Regions from separate parts of the Homo sapiens genome. Here region 1 is linked to region 2. Evidence: read pairs that join two places in POLR2A ChIA-PET (ENCODE). Cell type or tissue: MCF 10A. All regions are shown on one strand. Each heading gives the region's core, and the rest is flanking DNA. Links, peaks and the distances in the headings are about the cores only.

The links. ChIA-PET counts read pairs that join two places held together with the same protein. Peaks named below come from ENCODE experiments on the same cell type or tissue, not always from the same donor. Only the 100,000 strongest peaks of a DNase experiment are listed, where the experiment ranks them.
Region 1: POLR2A ChIA-PET joins it to region 2 with 7 read pairs; 1 of 35 experiments calls an interaction of 5 or more read pairs at or near these places.

What each region holds. Positions count from the first base shown.
Region 1 is chr17:57,288,674-57,298,068 of GRCh38, forward strand. All of the region lies in intron 5 of MSI2 (musashi RNA binding protein 2), which reads left to right. Among named protein-coding and RNA genes, the nearest start is that of MSI2, 37 kb to the left of the region's middle. RefSeq lists a silencer at 1-136. In MCF 10A, for the core only: no CTCF peak of the experiment used is centred there; a DNase peak (open chromatin) is centred at 4,658.
Region 2 is chr17:57,162,156-57,171,550 of GRCh38, forward strand. No RefSeq gene overlaps it. Among named protein-coding and RNA genes, the nearest start is that of AKAP1, 82 kb to the left of the region's middle. In MCF 10A, for the core only: no CTCF peak of the experiment used is centred there; a DNase peak (open chromatin) is centred at 4,716.

The sequences.
Region 1 (9,395 bases), core at 2,865-6,864, 130 kb after region 2:
AGAGAGGTGCTGGGAGTGAGTGGTGTTACAGGGAACGGAGGCTGTGGGAAGGCTGGGAGTGTGAGCGTTTGATTACCTTCTGTGCTCTAGGCCAGGGGTCCACAACTTTGGCACTGTTGACATTTTGAGCCAGATTATTCTTTGTTGCAAGGGTGGAGGTTGGGGAAGTGGGGGTGCATTGGAGTGCATTGTATCTGTAGTAGGATGTTTAGCGGCATCCCCGGCCTCTACCCACTAGATGCCAGTAGCAATCCCTCCCTGGTTGTGACAGCTAGCAATTGCCACGTGTCTCCTGGGGGACACAGTCACCCTTAGATGAGAGTCATTGGTCTAGCACTATAGGTCACTTCTCTATAAGAAGGGGAAATATTTGTATGTTTTCTGAGGTTCTGTTCTGCATGGATTGGAACCTGGACAATGAAATATTCATGAAATTCAAGAGCAGGAAAGTGCCTGGAGAGATCACCTGGTCCAGGCCCCAGCCTCCCGCAGGTGGCTAGCCACATGCCCTGGGTTTGATTTCCACGGCTCCTGCTGGTCTTCCCTTTTGGTTAAGTGAAAGGGCAGGGAGAGGGGACGTTTCCACCCAGGCCAGCATCTCTATAGAGCTTTTTGGAGTGGGAACTTCTTTTAGCAGAATGACTCTGCACTCCTGGGCTCTTGGCAGTCCTGTGTTTGGGCCTCTAGGAGTTTGGTTGCAAGCTCCACGAGTTTGATTTGCTCTCTCATCCCTGGCACACACAAATTTGTCACTCAGAGGGACTGGCTTTTCTGCATGCACTGAATGGATTTTTATTTGAAATGAATTCATTAAAAAAAAAAAGTTTTGCTTGCCAGGACTCTGCCGTCCTCTCTTCCCTTTTATTTCTCTCTGTCGTCTGTAAGACGAGCCTGGAAGGAGCTGTCTGGTGGGATTGGTTGGCCAGGGATTTTTCTAGGCCCTGATTAAAGGTAAATTATCAGATGAAAGTTGGAGGTTGCTGCTGTGCTTGTAAAAAAGTCACTTGTGTGCCATAAAATCCATCACAGCTCCCTTGGTGAGAAGGAGGAGGCCGTGAAACACTCAGTGATGCTACTTCGGCTTCCAGTGATTTGGCTTCCCTCTGCTGCAGGAGTGCTGCCCGGCAGCCCGGTGCACCCTGCTCTTGTGAGAAGCTCGCTGAATCACGTTGGTGGGAAGCTCAGAGACAGAACTGTGTGTTGCCGGCAAGTTGCCATGAAGTAGTTTTAGATGTTGGACTTAGGAGAACCAGATGGCTTTATGGAGTAGAAGCGGAGCCCATGATGTCTTGGTGACTTTTGCCTCTCTTTTGCTTAGAACCAAAGAAGGTGGTTGTCCAGTTGGAGAGGGTGTGGGGAGTCTGGCCTTGGAGAGGCAGTATAGCCCATGGTTGACAGCATGGATGCAGGGACCAGACTGCCCAGCCAGTTATAGAGGTGGGACTGTGGGCTAGTTATTTAATCTCTCTGTGCTTCAGTTTTCTCATCTATAACATGGGGATGAGAGTAATAGTACCTACTCTGGGGTCATCTTGAGGAATTTGTGCAAGAAAAGGGCTGAGCCTATAGCCTGGCCAGGGGTAAGGAAGTCATCCTTAATTATATTATCATTGGTTACACTATTCTTTTTAATTTATTTTAGTTTTTCTTTTTAGAGACAGAGTCTCCCTCTGTTACCTAGGCTGGAGTGCAGTGGTGTGATCATAACTCACTGTACCCTCCAACTGTTGGACTCAAGCAGTCCTCCCACCTCAGCCTCCCAAGTATTGGCACTACAGGCACATGCCACCATGCCCATTTAATTTTTAAAAATTTTTTGTAGAGATGGGGTCTTGTTATGTTGCCCAGGTGGGGGTCTCTAACTCCTAGCCCCGAGTGATCCTCCTGCCTTGGCCTCTCCAAATGTTGGGATTACAAGTGTGAACTACTGTCCCTGGCCTGGTTATATTATTCTATAATAGATGGTTAGCCTGGCTCCTGAGGCTTTAGGAAAGTGCTTCTCAGACTTTACTATGCAGAAAAATCAGGTGAACCCATTCCTGGGCATGCTGAAATCGGTGTCTCAGTCTTGGGGCCCAGGACTCAGTGTTTAATATCTCAGGTGGTGATATTGCAGGGAGCCCGCATATAACCTGGTGGCTCCTTCAATGGCAGTGTTGGTCAGATTCTTAAAGAATGAAGGGCCCCCGTGTCATCACAAGGAGAAGTGTCTTCCACCTTGGATTATCTGGGAAACAGTTCTGCCCACGCTGGGGGGCCTGATTTGGGCCCTGCGTCAGTGTCCTGGGTGTAAACCTCTGCGAGATGCCCCTGGGTGTCAGGTCCTGGCTGCACCCCATCGTTAGGACTGGGGGCAGCAGCAGATGAGGGAAGACTTGTCTCCTCTGGCCCATGGAGTGTCCCTGTTTTTCAGCTCAGCCAGCATCCCATACTCAATTCTGCCGGCGAGAGCTGTGGGCCTGTTTTGCAGGTTGTGTCGTTTCAGCGGGTAACTGGTATGTGTGTGCATGCGTGCAAAAGAAAACATCAAAATGTTTGGGGAGTGTTTTAGGAAAATAGCAAGGAGCAGATTGCCAAGATTCGCTTATATGTTTCTTTTTCTTTCCTTTTCGCTGTGTACATGTGTGATCAGCATCCCGGAGTGTTCTGAAATACAGCTTTGGCTTTCTTACCCCAACTATTCTTCCGTATAGCAGAGAGGATACAATTCACCACCAATAATACCGAGCAATAAATAACCCAGAGAAGATGAATAGCCTTGTGTGGTGGTAAATTAAAGTTGATTTATTGCACATAATATATACAGGTGCTCCTAATGTAATTAAGCAGCGAGGCTTTTAATGTTGCAGAATCTGAAAGAAGACCCAAGAAAATTGGGTCTTAATAAGGCTTATTGAAATAACAGCTAAACATGCTGCTTAGTACCATTAGGGGATGCTGAAAGATGGATCGACTCTGCTGCTTTTTCTTATGTGTGGAGATGACACACCTGACCTGTTGTCAGCAGGTCCCGCACTTGAATTGTTTTCTCTACGGTAGGACTGGATTGTTTTGAGCTGTCAATATACCCTGGCCTTGTCCTGCTTGTGGCCAGAAGTTTAAGTGGCTGCCTATTGAATAGGTTTTTTTTGAGTGAAGGACGGGGGAGCTGGAACTGAAGACCCCACTGTCTACAGCCATACCACCCTGAATGTGCCCGATCTCATCTGAAGACCCCAGCCTCATTCTCCCCCGCCATTCTAACTAACCAGGCCAGGCAGGAGAGGATTTGTTCATGGAGTGAACTCACTGATTGAGCCTTTACCATGGGCAGAGTGCTGTGCTGGAGATTGGGAGTCAGGGATGGAAACAAAAGCTAGACAGTCCCCCTCCTCAGGAGGGCTAGTGGGCGAGACCTGCGTGAAAATGCAGGATCGTAGAGGAGGGGACGCATTCACCGAGAAGGTCCAGTGGATTGGGGGCTAGGGAGACCCTCGGACAGCTGCCTGGGGGAAGGGGCTAGAGAATGGGAGGGGAGGCTGGACTGGTGATTTAGGGGCAAGAGCAGGAAAAGTTCTGCATTCCGCTCAAGAGATAGAGACTTTGCCTGAAGGCAGTCTGGAATCCTGGCGGCTTAGGAGCCAGGGCATCATCACATTGATATTTTAGAGAGAAAATTCTTGGCAGTGTTATAAGTCATGGACTGGGGGAGACCAGGGAGCTAAGAGAACAGGGCCTGGACCAGAGCAGGGGGCAGAGTGAGTATGAAAGGAGGAGGGGTGAGAGGCAAACTCTCCCATGTGCCTTAGACCTGGTGACTCCAGTGGGGTTGGGGTGGCAGGGTACCTGGAGGAAGGGTGGATTTGTGAGCAGCCAGTACTTCCATCAGAACCCCTCGGGGGTGCTTGTTAGAAATGGAGGTTGGTGGGGGGTCCCTCACCTGTGGATCTCCAGTTGCTAAGGTGCCTGGACATCTGTGACTGAAACCAGGTCCCCAAAGGATGCTGAGGCCTGGAAACCTTGGTCTCACCTGGAGATGTGGCTCCACGATGCCCTTGGGAGCGAGCGAGTCATTTCACAAAGTGTTAGGAGGGAAAGGAGCCTTTCTGGGGCCAGCACGGTTGGAAGAGTTCACAGCCTTTCTGTGAGTTGCTTTAGGGGCCTAAGACTTTGGTTGCTGAAGGAAGTATAAATGTACAGTGACCCTCCAAGAGCCTCCCTCTCACAGGTATGCCCCACTTTAAGAAAACCCGCTAGACGAAAACCCTGACTTTTGGAGTAAGATTTGTCAAGGAGAGAGAGTTCTTCCCAGTACCAAAGGTTTCAGAAAAAGACCCGTTTAAGTAGTAAGCTGACCTTCTGAACCAATAAATAAGACAGTGGTTTCTTTCTTTTGTAGAGGTCACCTGTTGTAAATCTGAGAACATTTGAAGAATTTACTGCATTGGCTCATTAAGGTTAAAAAAAAAAAAAGTCAGTCGACTTGGTCAGCATTACCCAGTGCCCATGGTTTTCAGAGCCACCCCTGGGTGAACTGAGAATGGTGTTTGCTCCAGAGCCTGGGGCCACAGGGGAGGCTGGGGAGAGACTCAGGGCCCTACTGTTGGAATGGCCTTCACATGACTTGTCCTGCTTCCGGCTTGGAGTATGAAACCACCAAGAGGTATGTACAGCTCGCATTCCAGCATGGGAGGCGGGGAGGCTCCTGGACCCACGGGGCTGTCAGGTTGAGGCCTGCTCTGAACGCCTGAGCACTGCGATCCTGATGTGGAGAGCTTCCTTCCACCTCCGCCTCCTCCTCACGCTGCAACAGCGCTTGGCTGTACCTTGCCATTACTTGATTATTTGCAGAATTAGAAAAGGCTCAAGTATCTGATCATAATTTTTTCCTGGATATATAGCACATCCTCTGAATATGTAATCAGTGCTTTATTGTTTTTTTGTTTTTTTTTTTGTTTTTTTTTGTTTTTTTTGAGATGGAGTTTTGCTCTTGTTGCCCAGGCTGGAGTGCAATGGCGCAATCTCGGCTCACTGCAACCTCCGCCTCCTGGGTTCAAGCGATTCTCCTGCCTCAGCTTCCCGAGTAGCTGGGGTTACAGGCATGCGCCACCACACCCGGCTAATTTTGTATTTTTAGTAGAGATGGGGTTTCTCCATGTTGGTCAGGCTGGTCTCGAACTCCTGACCTCAGGTGATCTGCCCGCCTCAGCCTCCCAAAATGCTGGAATTACAGGCATGAGCCACTGTGCCCAGCCTGTTTTTTTTTTTTTTTAAAGGAATATGGGCTGTTAGATGTTGTAAATGGATAGGCAATGCATGTTCACTTTTTCTGAGGCTTGTTCAGGGAAACTGAAAAAAGTTCCTCTGTCACCTTGTGTGCATCTCTGTGGTACTGTCTCTCCAGGGTAGTGTGGGATTTAGAGGAGAGGGGCTGGAGGGGACCCTGCAGATGTCCCTATGTTCTGGAGGCGGACTTGTTTATTTTTGACAGAATGAATCTTGGACATGGGAGGATCTGGCTCTGACCAGCCACAAATTGGATATTTGTTTGACCTTTTTATTCCAGTGAGTGGGAAGAGATCCGGTACCTCCTTTATCATAAATCTTGCCTTGTTGTTTGCTCCAGTATAGCACTTCATCTGGGTGCTGTTTGAGCATCTGGCTTTCATTTTTAAGTGCCGGCAGGTGCAGGGGCAGGCATATCTCAGGGGGCCGTGGCAGATGAACGAGATGTGGCAAAAGCTGGCGTGGCACTGTTGGGGGTGAGTTTCACGGGAGAAAAAGGAGTTGAGCTTATTCTTGGGCAACTCTTTGCCTTCCTGCTAATGTTTCCAAGTATACCATGCAAGAATCAACTCCAAGGGGCTAGCTGAAGCTGGGGAAGGTGAAGAAGTGAGTCTGAGTTGTCTAGAACTTGATTGGTAACATCTCAGGGTACTGCCAGCTGCTGGACCAATGTGGTTCTCCTCCTTCCCTGCCTCTCACCCCTTCAAGATGAGTTGTCTTGTCTCTGACCCATCCTACAACAGCCACAAGTCAGTCGATCCTGTGTTTGTGCTCCCGAAGGACTTGGCGACTTGGCTAACAAGGAGACATTTGTTATTTCATTTCCTCATCCATTATTCATGCAGTGAGAGGTAATTAGCATTTAGTAATGTGGTTTCTGGGGTAGGTGAGTTGGGTTCATTCATTGAGCAAACATTTCTTGATCCCCTGCTCTGGGTTGGGTGCAGGCCAGGGGGCTAGGGTTACAGAGATGAGGGAAGGGCCTAGTTTGCCTTTGAGTGTGTGTCTGTTTGGGGAGGCAGGTGATCAGCGGGCGAAGGATGCTAAAGGTGTTTCAGGACCACCGAGCAGAGAGTCGTTTCTGGGGAGAGCCAGGGAAGGCTTCATAGAGGAAGTGGCATTTGGCTTGGGCCTTGAAGAGTGAACAGGAAAGAATTGGGATGGGGGGAATGTGCCCACCCTCCAGTGCAAACTGGGTCCTGGGGTTTAGCTTCTGATGATGGATGGTCATGGTCATGTGTCTTTCTGTGCAGCGCTGCCCACTTCTTTCCCCAAGCCTCTGTCACTCAGGAGAATTAATACGCCTCCTGCCCAGCATCTGGTGGCCCTGCCGCCCTGCTTGCTTAGGGAGATGGCTGACAGTTGGCAAGGAGGGGAGCTAGAAGGGTGCTGGTGAGTCATCAGGCTCCCCATGGCTAAAAAGAGAGCATACTTCAAAGCCCAGAGCATATCAAAGATGGGTTGTGTCACACCCACTGAGCATTTTACACAAATAAGAACTCAGTTTCTGACTCTGCAGCAAAAAGTTGGTCAGTTTTTGGGGGATTATTATTATTATTATTTTTTATACAGGTGCGGTAGGTTGAGAAATATTATTCATGGAAATAGGCTAAGTTGAAATAGGCTCTATCTGTTAAGGAATAGACTTATTAAGGTGGTGGGTGTGCCCTGTGTCTCTCTTCTTTAAACTCCGTTTTTCTTTGTTCTAGCCAATGTTTTATTGCTGATATGAATCACTGAGGGGCTTGGAGGGAGAAAGGAAAGGGTTTCTGTATAAACAGCTGTCTTGCTGATTCAATCTACAAAGTGGATTTTATAGCTAAAGTATTTGTTCTTGCTTTAAAATGCCAAAACAGCACCGTCATTTCCTCAGCGAAAAGAAGGGTCTTTGAGAATATGGGGCTTTCTGCTCCCGTCACAAATCTTTGCTTGGGGGAGAGGAGGAAGGAATTCCATAGAACTTTTCTTTGAACTGGTCTTTCTAAAAGAATCTCATGCTCAGAGGAGAAGAATTTTCTTTACAAAGTTTGAGTTACCAGTTCACGCAGCCTTCCTTTTTTTTTTTTTTTTTTTTTTTTTTTTTTTTTTGCCTTACTACATGTTCTGGTTTAAAAAACAATAATAATCCTCTCTGGTCATCACAGCTGACTACCTGCTTAATGTTTGCATATAGATATTTCATTTTCTTTTTTTATGCAAGATTTCATCGTTGCATTATCTGAGATAGTTGGTTGCCCTGAGATTATTAATAAATTGAGACAGTTAATGGTGTGTGACTCAGAACATACATTTAAAAACAAGTTGGAATAGAAATAGGTCTTTTACAAAATTAATTTTTTGTTAGGCTCCTCTCTTGAGCCTTTTTGTTTGAAGCCGGCTGGCTTTGTAGTGTTCATATATGGCCGACTGCAATTAACATAAATTACTTTTAAATACCAGTTAGTTGCTGTGGAGAGAGGCCAGGGTGGTGGCTGCTTATGGAAGGTTAAGAGGCTTGGTCATTGTCTGGGTTTTTATCTCACTGTGGATCAAATTCTGTTCCCTTTGGAGGCCAGAAGATCGTGTCAAAGATTGCTTTCTTTGACGATAGGGAGAAGGATTAAGTCTTTGCCCAGAGTACCAGTACTTACCAAGGAAGAATAAATAATCATAAAATGTTTACATATTTAAAAACAAATAATATTAAAATGCAACATGTATCCTGGATTGGATCCTTGAACAGAAAAAAGACATCAGTAAAAAAATTGATGAAATCCAAATAAAACATGTAGTTTAGTTAATAGTATTGAATATTGAATCAGTGTTAATTTCTTAGTTTGATCAATGCATCGTGGTTATGTAAGAGATGAACATTAGGAAAAGCTGAATGAGGGGTATGGGGAACTCTAAGCTATTTTTGCATTTCTTCTGTCATTCAAAAATTATTTTGAAATATTAAGGCTTTTTTGTTTTTTGAGATGGAGTCTCACTCTGTCGCCCAGGCTGGAGTGCAGTGGCGCGATCTCTGCTCACTGCAAGCTCTGCCTCCTGGGTTTACGCCATTCTCCTGCCTCAGCCTCCTGGGTAGCTGGGACTACAGGCCCGCGCCACCACACCTGGCTAATTTTTGTATTTTTAGTAGAGATGGGGTTTCACCATCTTGGCCAGGCTGGTCTTGAACTCCTGACCTTGTGATCCACCCGCCTTGGCCTCCCAAAGTGCTAGGATTACAGGTGTGAGCCACCACCATGCTGGGCCCAGTTTTTTTTTGTTTTTTTTTTTTTTAAGTATATTTGTAATATTGCTTTTGGCTTGGTTGAGATTATACAGGCACACCTTGGAGATATTGCAGATTCAGTTCCAGACCATTGCAATAAAGTGAATATTGCAGTAAAGCTAGTCAGATGATTTTTTGTGTGTCTTAGTGCATATAAATGTTATGTTTACACTATACTGTAGTCAATATTAAGTGTGCAATACATTATGCCTAAAAAACAATGTGCATGCCTCAATTAAAAAATACATTTGATAAAAAAAAATTGACAAAAATCTGAGCCTTTAGCAAGTCATAGTCTTTTTGCTGGTGGAGGGTCTTGCCTCAATGTTGATGGCTGCTGACTGATCAGGGTGGTGGTTGCAGAAGGTTGGGGTGGTTGTGGCAATTTCTTTAAAATAAGACAATGATGAAGTTTGCTACATTGATTGACTCTTCCTTTCACGAAATATTTCTCTGTAGCATGCAATGCTGTTTGATAGCATTTTACCCACAGTAGAACTTCTTTCAAGATTGCAGTCAGTCCTCTCAAACCCTGCAGCTGCTTTTTCACCTACTTTTAGGTAATATTATTAATCCTTTGTTACCTTCCCAACAACGTGCACATCTTCACCAGGAGTAGATTCCGTCTGAAGAAATTACTTTCTTTGCTCATCCATAAGAAGCAACTCCTCATCATTCAAGTTTTATCATGAGATTGCCGCAATTCAGTCACATCTTAGGCTCTGCTTACAGTTCCCTTGCTCTTTCCACCACATCTGCAGTTATTTCCTGCACTGAAATCTTGAACCCCTCAAAATCATGCATGAGGGTTGGAATAAACTTCTTTTAAACTTCTGTTAATGCTGATTTTTTTTTTTTTTTACTTTCTCCATAA
Region 2 (9,395 bases), core at 3,047-7,046:
ATGATGATGGTGGAGGCACTTTCATAGATGCCCTTATCAAGGTTGATGAAGGTTTCCTTCTTGTAGAGTATTTTCATTATGAAAGGGTGTTGAATTTTTTTAAGTATTTCTTCTGTGTCTATTAACATGGTCATATATTTTTTTCTTATTCTATTAATATATGAGATTTTTTTTCTTCTCGACACCAAATACATGGTATCTTTTCCAATACCACTTCTCAAGTTCTTTGACGCCAACTGCATGGCCAATAATCCAATTCAATTCTGATATGAACTATCCAAAGTTAGCCCAGACCCTAGAGGTTAAAGTCTCAGTCCCATAAGACTGCTCCCACTTCAGACACCAGCCATAAATGGAGTGACCAGGATACTCAAATTTCTTCCCCGCCGACTACAATTTTGGGAGTTCCAATCACCCCTCCCCAGGTTCAATAGTTGAATAGAATGACTCTCAGAACTCAGGAAAACACTATTTCCAGTTTGTTATAAAATATGCAACTCAGGAATAGCCAAATGGAAGACATGCATTGGGCAAGATACATGATTAAAAAACTCAGTAAATATTGATTGCATTAATGACATAAATGCCACTGCCTAACAACAGAGTATTTCTGAATATTTTAGTTGTGTATGTGTGGTTAATTGGTGGTGGTGGTGTTTCTACAGCATCTAAGGTGAATTGCCCCTAGTCATCACCGTCCTATATCTCAGTGTACCTGACTTGTCACAACCTCTTAGAAATGGCTGTCCAGGGGTTCATACAGGTGAGTCTTTCCTGGAGTCAAACCAGAGCTGACAACTATACATAAATCCTGTGACCTTGACCATTTTAACATTTGGACTAGCTAAATCAGACAATAGATCTTTACCTTCCAAATGTTCAGGCCTAAAATGTTAATGTCAACTCCTAAGTGCGTTGTGCATTAGAAAGCTACAAAGAGTTAATTCCAAGAAGCCATTCCTATTAATCTTGGTGTCTGGATAAAAACTAAATTTGGGACCTCAATTACCTGATCGCGTCCCATGTAGATTTCGCCGGCAGCAATATTGATGAGGGCAGCAATCATTTCTCCCACTTGGAAACACAATTGCAATCCCATCCTAAGCAATCTGTCCTTCAAGTGCATCTGGAAGTGGGCATTATTTTCTCTTTTGTTTTGTTGTAGAGAGAGTTTTTCAGTTCCAGAATCTTTAACCCTTTCTGCTCCATAGCACAGCCCTACTTGACTGAAGAAGAGAAATCATACCACTAACATTTCAATTCTTTTATAGTTTAGGAAGCATTTAATGTTATCCTGTCTCAGTGAATCCTGATCATTGCTCAGTAAATACGTTTGGCTATGCTCATTCATCAGAGGCGGGACCTGAGGTTTGAAGATGTTAAGTCTCCTGCCTGTGCCATCCAGTTGGTAAGGGGCAGAGAGAGAGTTGGGACTCAAGCTGTGCTAGTTTCTCTGGGTTTATAGGCTACAGAGGATGTCATTAAATAGGTCCAGGTGTTTTCAAAAGGCCACAGACACAAAAGACCAAAACTTCAGTGGCTTGTGGGGGCGATGAAGGGCAAAGTCTGATTGAAGGACTGTGAGGGAGGAGAGAGAAGGATTTTGAAGAGGGGATTGGAATGGGCACTATTGGCAGATGATACAGTGATACTGCCATCAACTGCTGAACATCCCAGCCTCTCCAGCTGTGGTTTGTGTCACTGACCTTCATTTATTTATAGTTCCCCTACACCAACCCTTGTCAATTATCTCCCTGGTGAATTATTGGTGATGTGTTTTTGATCCCAAACCACCTGGCGCATATCTGGTCATCTACCTAGACAGTGGGCATGTGGTCAGAGAGCATGAATTCCTCTGAGTAGGTCTCTACGCAAAATAAGTCATGGAAGCAAATCCTTATTTAAAAAATAGTCAAGCGGTGGTGGCAAAGGTCATGCACACTGAGAAAGATGAAGAGCCTTCTCCAAGCCATGCTCCTGTCATTAGGACCAGCTGGTAACTGGTCCTGTATGAAGAAGAGAGAGCAGTAGCTTTGTGAAGAGAGCAGCTTTATGTTACCTTCGCTCTTTCGCATTTTATCATTGAACAAAGGGAAAGAGAATGAGACCTGATGGAATTCGTCCATTCATCTATTCTTTGCATTTAATCCTGTATTCCTTCACTCAATAACTATGTATTGGCTGGGCATGGTGGCTCATGCCTCTAATCCCAGCACTTTGGGAGGCCAAGGCAGGTGGATCACCTGAGGTCAGGAGTTCGAGACCAGCCTGGCCAACATGGTGAAACCCTGTCTCTACTAAAAATACAAAAATTAGCCAGGTGTGGTGGTGTGTGCCTGTAATCCCAACTATTTGGGAGGCTGAGGCAGAAGAATCGCTTGAAGTTAGGAGGCGGAGATTGCAGTGAGCCGAGATCGCACCACTGCACTCCAGCCTGGGCAGCAGAACAAGACTCCATCTCAAAAAAACAAACAAACAACAACAACAAAAACTATGTATTAAGCATCTACTGGGGTCTGTGCTGAGCACTCAGGATGCAGCAATGAGCAAACCAGATACCATCTTTGCCTTCACGAAGCTTGGAGTCTAATAGAGAAGGAGAAATAAATAATTACAAATAAGGTAACGAGCCAGTAGGAAAGTAAACAGGACCCTTTGCTAGAGAACACTAAGAGACTTACTTGGATTCCATGGTCATAAAGATGTCTTTTTGAGGATGTGGCAGTTAAGTCCTGTTTTAAACATGAGAAGGAGCCCATTTCGAGGTAAAGAAAGTGGCTAGGGGATGAAGAGTTTTCCATGCAAAGCACATTCTAAAGCACAAAGGAACAGCACATGCAAGGGCCCTGAGGCAGCAAAGAGATTAGGGCCTTCAAAAAAAACAGAACAAACCGGCTGGGCATGGTGGCTCATGCCTGTAATCCCAGCACTGTGGGAGGCCGAGGTGGGCAGATCACCTGAGCTCAGGAGTTTAAGGCCAACCTGGCCAACATGGTGAAACCCTGTTTCTACTAAAAATATGTAAATTAGCTGGGCGTGGTGGCACATGCCTGTAGTCCCAGCTACTTGGGAGGCTGAGGCACAAGAATTGCTTGAACCTGGAAGGCGGAGGTTGCAGTGAGCCAAGATCACACCACTGCACTCTAGCCTGATCGTCAGAGCGAGACTATGTTTCCAACAACAACAAAAAAGAAACTCGTTACAGCTAATGAGTGAGGAGGAAGAAGAATGGTAGGCAGGGGCCAGACCATTGCAAGGCCTTGCTCCTTTCTCCAAAGCTGCCTACTCCCCACTAACCCATGAGACTTTGCAAGAGTGTGTCCAGTAGAAAAGGGCCAATCAATTTTTCACTCCTTCATATTCTATGTCTACTCTTCTACCATGGTCTCTTGACTTTGGGCTTGACCTTGTAACTTTGTTTTAGCCAATAGTATGTGAAGGTGGCAAGGGCTAGAAATGTGCTTATGCAGCTGGGAATATCCCTGTGTGTTTCTGCCTTTTCCCATTAAAAGAACATGCTTTGGGGAGTCCCAGGAAGATGACAGACATCTGGAGCAGACCTGGACCCAACCTGAAGCCCAGAGTCAAGCTCCGCCAAGCCCAGGTTAAGGTAGTATGCCATTGAGTTCTTTGGTTTTTACTGAGTTTGTTTTTTTCCATTGAAATTTTGGAGAGGCTTTTTACACAGCATTATTCTTCCAATAGCTGACTAATACAAGCAGGACAATGAGAACTTCTCTAAGAAATGATTGACACAGAAGGCATATGTAGTCTGGAGAATGGAAGGAAAAAAGGAACCTAAGAAAGGAGAGTAAAATGTGTCACATGACAGAAAGATGAGATTTGTTCCATGAAACCCTAAAGTAGATGTCTGAGATCCATGAGCGAATATACAGGGACACAGGTTTAGCCATACCTAGGGAAGAATTTTTTATCAACTAAAAAGTCAGGAAAATGAAATGACTTATCTCAGAGACTGTCTTTCACCACCGGCGAGCATAGAAATGATGATTAGTGCCTACTATGTGCCAAGGACTCTCATATTTTTCTTTTATTTTGTGGTAATTCTCACACACACACAAATTTTTGAGATAAGAATTATTCTACAGATAAGAGAATTGAGATTCAGAGAAGATAAGAAACTTGCAAAAATCTATATCTAGCCAGTAAATTGCAGAAGCAGGATTTGAACTGAACCTAGATCTGGCTGGTACTTAGATCCTGCTGATTTAGAAGATGGTTTCCAGGAGATCCAAGTGCTGAATGGAGAGTGATACCTAAAGCCTGGGTCCATAAGCCATCCTGTTTTGGGGATAAAGTTTTCACTTGTCTTTGGCAAGTTTTCACTACTGGGGAAAGAGGAGGAGTGGGGAGGGGAAGGGAGAAAGGTAATGAGTTTTTCATAATGCTGAATTGTTCCATTTAAATGGCTTTCTTTTATTCTGACATTCTATCTTTTCAATTATTCTTTAAAAAAAAATCCAATAATGACATTTAATGATCCAATAATGTTCCTTGTCAGTGTCCCTGGATATTTTAGAATGATATGGGATGTGAAACCTGAAAGTCTAGAAGCCACTATCTGGATGACATCCAAGGACTCTTCCAGCCTAAACTTCTGTAACTTTTCTTTCTTAACTCTAAAGGTCAAATTACAGGCTCGAGGGCCTCAGGAATCAGCCCCGGCCTGCACTTGCCTCGAGGCTGAGGGAGGACTGCAGGGTTGGCTGCCTTTTCCTGGCTGGAAAAGGGGGGGAAAGCCTCCCGGATCGTTCGCTGCATGAGAGCTGTCTGCCTTTCTCTCAGGTCACCCATTTTGCTGATTCAATGGCAATAGGTCAGCGATGTCTCATCTGTAATGGTCTTTGTCATAACGTTATGACAGAAAGGGTGTGGCTTGTCCAGGTGCCCTTTCTGAGATGAGAATGCCTGTTAAGCAGCTAAGCTGAGCTGTGTTTATGCTGATGAGCCCTCGCAGCAGAAACCTTAACCCCCACCCCTCAACAGAGTCAAAGTGGTCAAAGGTGGTAGGGTGGTGGGGAAGGGGGGGTGGGGTCAGCTCCTTAGCCACAGGTGAAGCTAACTAGCAGGGACTCCTGGAAGGCTGCAGTCCTGACTGATTTTTTTTTTTTTTTTTTTTAAAGACAGGGCCTCTGCCCAGGTTGGAGTGCAGTGGTGCAATCACAGTTTACCGCAGCCTTGATCTCGCAGGCTCAGATGATCCTCTTGTCTCAGCCTCCCGAGTAGCTGGGACTACAGGCTTGCACTACCCTGCCTGGCTAATTTTTGTACTTTGTGTAGACATGGGTTCTTGCTGTGTTGCCCAGGCTAGTCTCATGCTCCTGGGCTCAAACAATCCTCCTGCCTCAGCCTCCCAAAGTGCTGGGATTACAGGCATGAACCACTATTCCCACCTCCACCCTACCAGTTTTTTAAAACAGCTTCATTGAGATATAATTTACATATCATATAATTCACCCATTTAAAGTGTATGATTCAGTGATTTTTAGTATTAATGTATTCACAAATACACGCAACTCTCACCACAGTCAATTTTAGAACATTTTCATCACCTCAAAAAGAAACCCATACCTTTTAGCTGTCACTTCCCCTCTTGTTCATTCCATACCCTCCTGCCTCTGGCAGCCACGAGTCTAGTGTCTGTCTCTATCAATTTCCCTATTCTGGACATTTCATATAAATGGAATCATATAATATGTGGCCTTTTGTGACTGGCTTTTTTCACATAGCATGATGGTTTCAGGATTTATCTATGTTGTAGCATGTCTCAACACTTCATTCCATTTTTTTAGACTTTATTTTGTAGAACAGTTTTAGGTTCACAGCAAAAATGAGCAGAAAGTACAGAGAATTTCCTCAACCCCACACATGTATAGCCTCCCCCACTGTCAACACTGGCACCAGTGGTACATTTGTTAGAACTGGTGAAACTGTATGGATACCTTGTTATCATTTAAAGTCCGTAGTTTACATTAGGATTCACTGTTGGTGGACATTCTATAGATGCTGACAAGTGTGTAATGGCATTGGCGGGTATTCACCATTACAGTATTACACAGAATAGTTTCACTGCCCTAAAAATCCTCTCTGCTTTGCTATTCGTCCCTCCTCCGAAGTAACTGTTGATATTTTTACTGTCTCCATAGTTTTGCTTTTTCTGGAATGTCATGTAGTTAGAATCACGCAGTATGTAGGCTTTTCAGATTAGCTTCTTTCACTTAGTAGCGTGTCGATAACATTTCATTGTCTGGATATACCACAGTTTCTCTATTCACCTACTGAAGGACATCTTGGTTGCTTCCAAGTTTGGGCAGTTATCAATACGGCTGCTATACTTTATTTCTTTTCTTGGTTGAATAATATTCCATGGATATAACATTTTGTTTATCTACTTATAGTTGATGGGCATTTAGGTTGTTTCCACCTTTTGGCTATTGTGAACAGTGCTGTTATGAACAAATTGAGCCTGTTTTCAAACAAATATTGTTTTCAGTTCTTTTGGGCATATACCTAGGAGAGCAATTGCTGGGCCATATGGTAACTCTATATTTAACCATGAGATGAACTACCAAACTGTTTTGTAAAGCGAGTGTATCATTTCACATTACCACCAGCAGTATATGAAGATTCTGATTTTTCTACATCCTTGTCCAACGTTTTTATTCTAGCCATCCTAGTGGGTGTGAAGTGGTATCTCACTGTGGTTTTGTTTTGCATTTCCCTGATGACTAATGACACAGAGCATCTTTTCATATGCTTATTATCCATTTGCATATCATCCTTGGAGAAATGTCTATTCAGATCCTTTGCCCATTTTTTAATTGGGTTATTTGTCTTTTTATTATTGAGTTGTGAGAGTTTTTTTTTCTTCTATATTCTGGATACAAGTCTCTTATCAGATATATGATTTGCAAATAATGTCTCCCACCATCCACTCTTACACAGTGCTCTCCTCCCTCTTCCTGCCCCCTGCAAAGCTGGTAACACAGTAGGAGAGTTTTGATTTGTTTTTAAAAACTCATCTACTTCTGGATATATACCCTGTATTAGTCCATTCTCACACTGCTATAAAGAACTACTTGAGACTGGGTAAGTTGTAAAGAAAAGAGGTTTAATTGGCTTATAGTTCAACAGGCTGTACAGGAAGCATGGCTGGGGAGACCTCAGGAAACTTACAATCATGGCAGAAGGTGAAGGGGAAGCCAGCACATCTTCACATGGCAGCAGGAGAGAGAGAGCAAAGGGGGAAGTCCTATATACTTGTTAACCAGTTCTCAAGAGAACTCTGTCGGGAGACAGCACTAGGAGGATGGTGCTAAACCATTAGAAACCACCCCCATGATCCAATCACCTCCCACCAGGCCCCACCTCCAACACTCGGGATCACAATTCAATGTGAGACTTGGATGGGGATACAGAGCCAAACCATATCATACCCCAAAGAATTGAAAACAGAGACTCAAACATAGAAGATATCTGTATACCAATGTTCATAGCAGCATTATTCACAATAGCCAAAAGGGGAAACAACTCAAATGACCGTTAATGGATGAAAGGATAAGCAAAATGTAGTATATACATACCATGGAATATTATTCCACTTAAAAAAACAATGAGCCTGGCATGGTGGCTCATGCCTGTAATCCCAGCACTTTTGGAGGCTGAGGCAGGCAGATCACTTGAGCTCAAGAGCTTGAGACCAGCCTGGGCAACATGGTGAGACCCTGTCTCTACCAAAAATACAAAAACATAGCCAGGCATGGTGGTGTGCACCTGTGGTCCCAACTACTCAGGAGGCTGAGGTGGGAGGATCACTTGAACCCAGAGGGTGAGGCAGAGGCTGCAGTGAGCCTACATTATGCCACTGCATGCCAGCCTGGTGACAGAGTGAGACCCTGTCTCAAAAAAAATTTGACACATGCCACAACATAGGTAAACCTTGAGGACTTCATACTAAGTGAAATAAGCCAGACACAAAGGAGAAATATTGTATGATTCTACTTATATCAAGTACTTAGAGTAGTCAAATTCCTAGAGACAAAGTAGAATGGTGGTTGTCAGGGGCTGGTGAGGAGGGAAGGGAGAATGGAGAACTGTTTAATGGTTATAGAGTTTCAGTTTCAGAAGGTGGAAAAAGTTCTAGAGCTGGAGGGTGGCAATAGTCATACGTCAATGTGAATATACTGGCAGTGGTTCAGGCCTGTAATCCCAACATTTTGGGAGGCCGAAGCTGGTAGAGCACCTGAGCTCAGGAGTTTGAGACCAGCCTGGACAACATGGCAAAACCCCATATCTACTAAAAATACAAAAAATTAGCCGGGTGTGGTGGCAGGTGCCTGTAATCGCAGCTACTCGGGAGGCTGAGGCAGGAGAATCACTTGAACCCAGGAGGCAGAGGTTGCAGTGAGTGAGATTGCACCACTGCACTCCAGTCTGGGCGACAGAGCAAGACTCTGTCTCAAAACCAAAAATAAAAACAAAACAAAACCAGCTTGGCCAACATGGTTAGACTCCGTCTCTACTAAAAATAAAAAATAAAACATTAGCCGGGCAGGGTGGTACACACTTGTAATCCCAGCTACTCGGGAGGCTGAGACAGGAGAACCACTTGAACCCAGGAGGTGGAGGTTGCAGTGAACCAAGATCGTGCCACTGCACTCAAGCCTGGGTGACAGAGGGAGACTCCGTCTCAAAAAAAAAAAAAAGGTTAAAATGGTAAATCTTATGTATATTTTACCATAAGTATCAATTAACCAAATGAAAGAAAACTGAAAAGAAAAAAAAACCCAACTCACCCATGGACTCTGCCCAAGAAGCATGCCTCTCCTGCAGCTGGCTCTGGGTTGAGCCTGGGGGTTCCTCTAAAACGAATGTGGACAGCCGGGCACTGACCTGAGGGCTGCCACCTGCCAAGACTGAGAACAGGTGGTAGAAGTGATGAGAATGCGGAAAAACAAGAGAGGCACTCTGAGATGGAGGGGCCTGGGGAGGCCATGCAGATTGTTGGAACGAGATCTGGAGTCAGCTTGCCTGAATTTGACTTCTGGTTCTACTATGTGACCTCAGGCAAGTTACCTTGCCTCTCTGGGCCCCAGCTTCCTCACCTGTAAAAATGGGGGTGGTAATAATTATTTCTTGGGAAGATGTGTGGCTCAGAGAGAGAGTGTGCCAAGAGATGGCCAATGTCAGGAACGCTGGCCTTGGAGAGAAAGTCCTGGAGGAAGGTTTCTACTCTGCCCCATCCTTGCTGTCTGTCTGATGTCGGTGGGCAAGATGCTCGATCATGCCAGACTTCAGTTTTCCCATCTGCAAAGTGGAGATAATTATACCAGCCTCTGTTATATGCTCTGAAGTTATGGGCTGGATAAGAATAC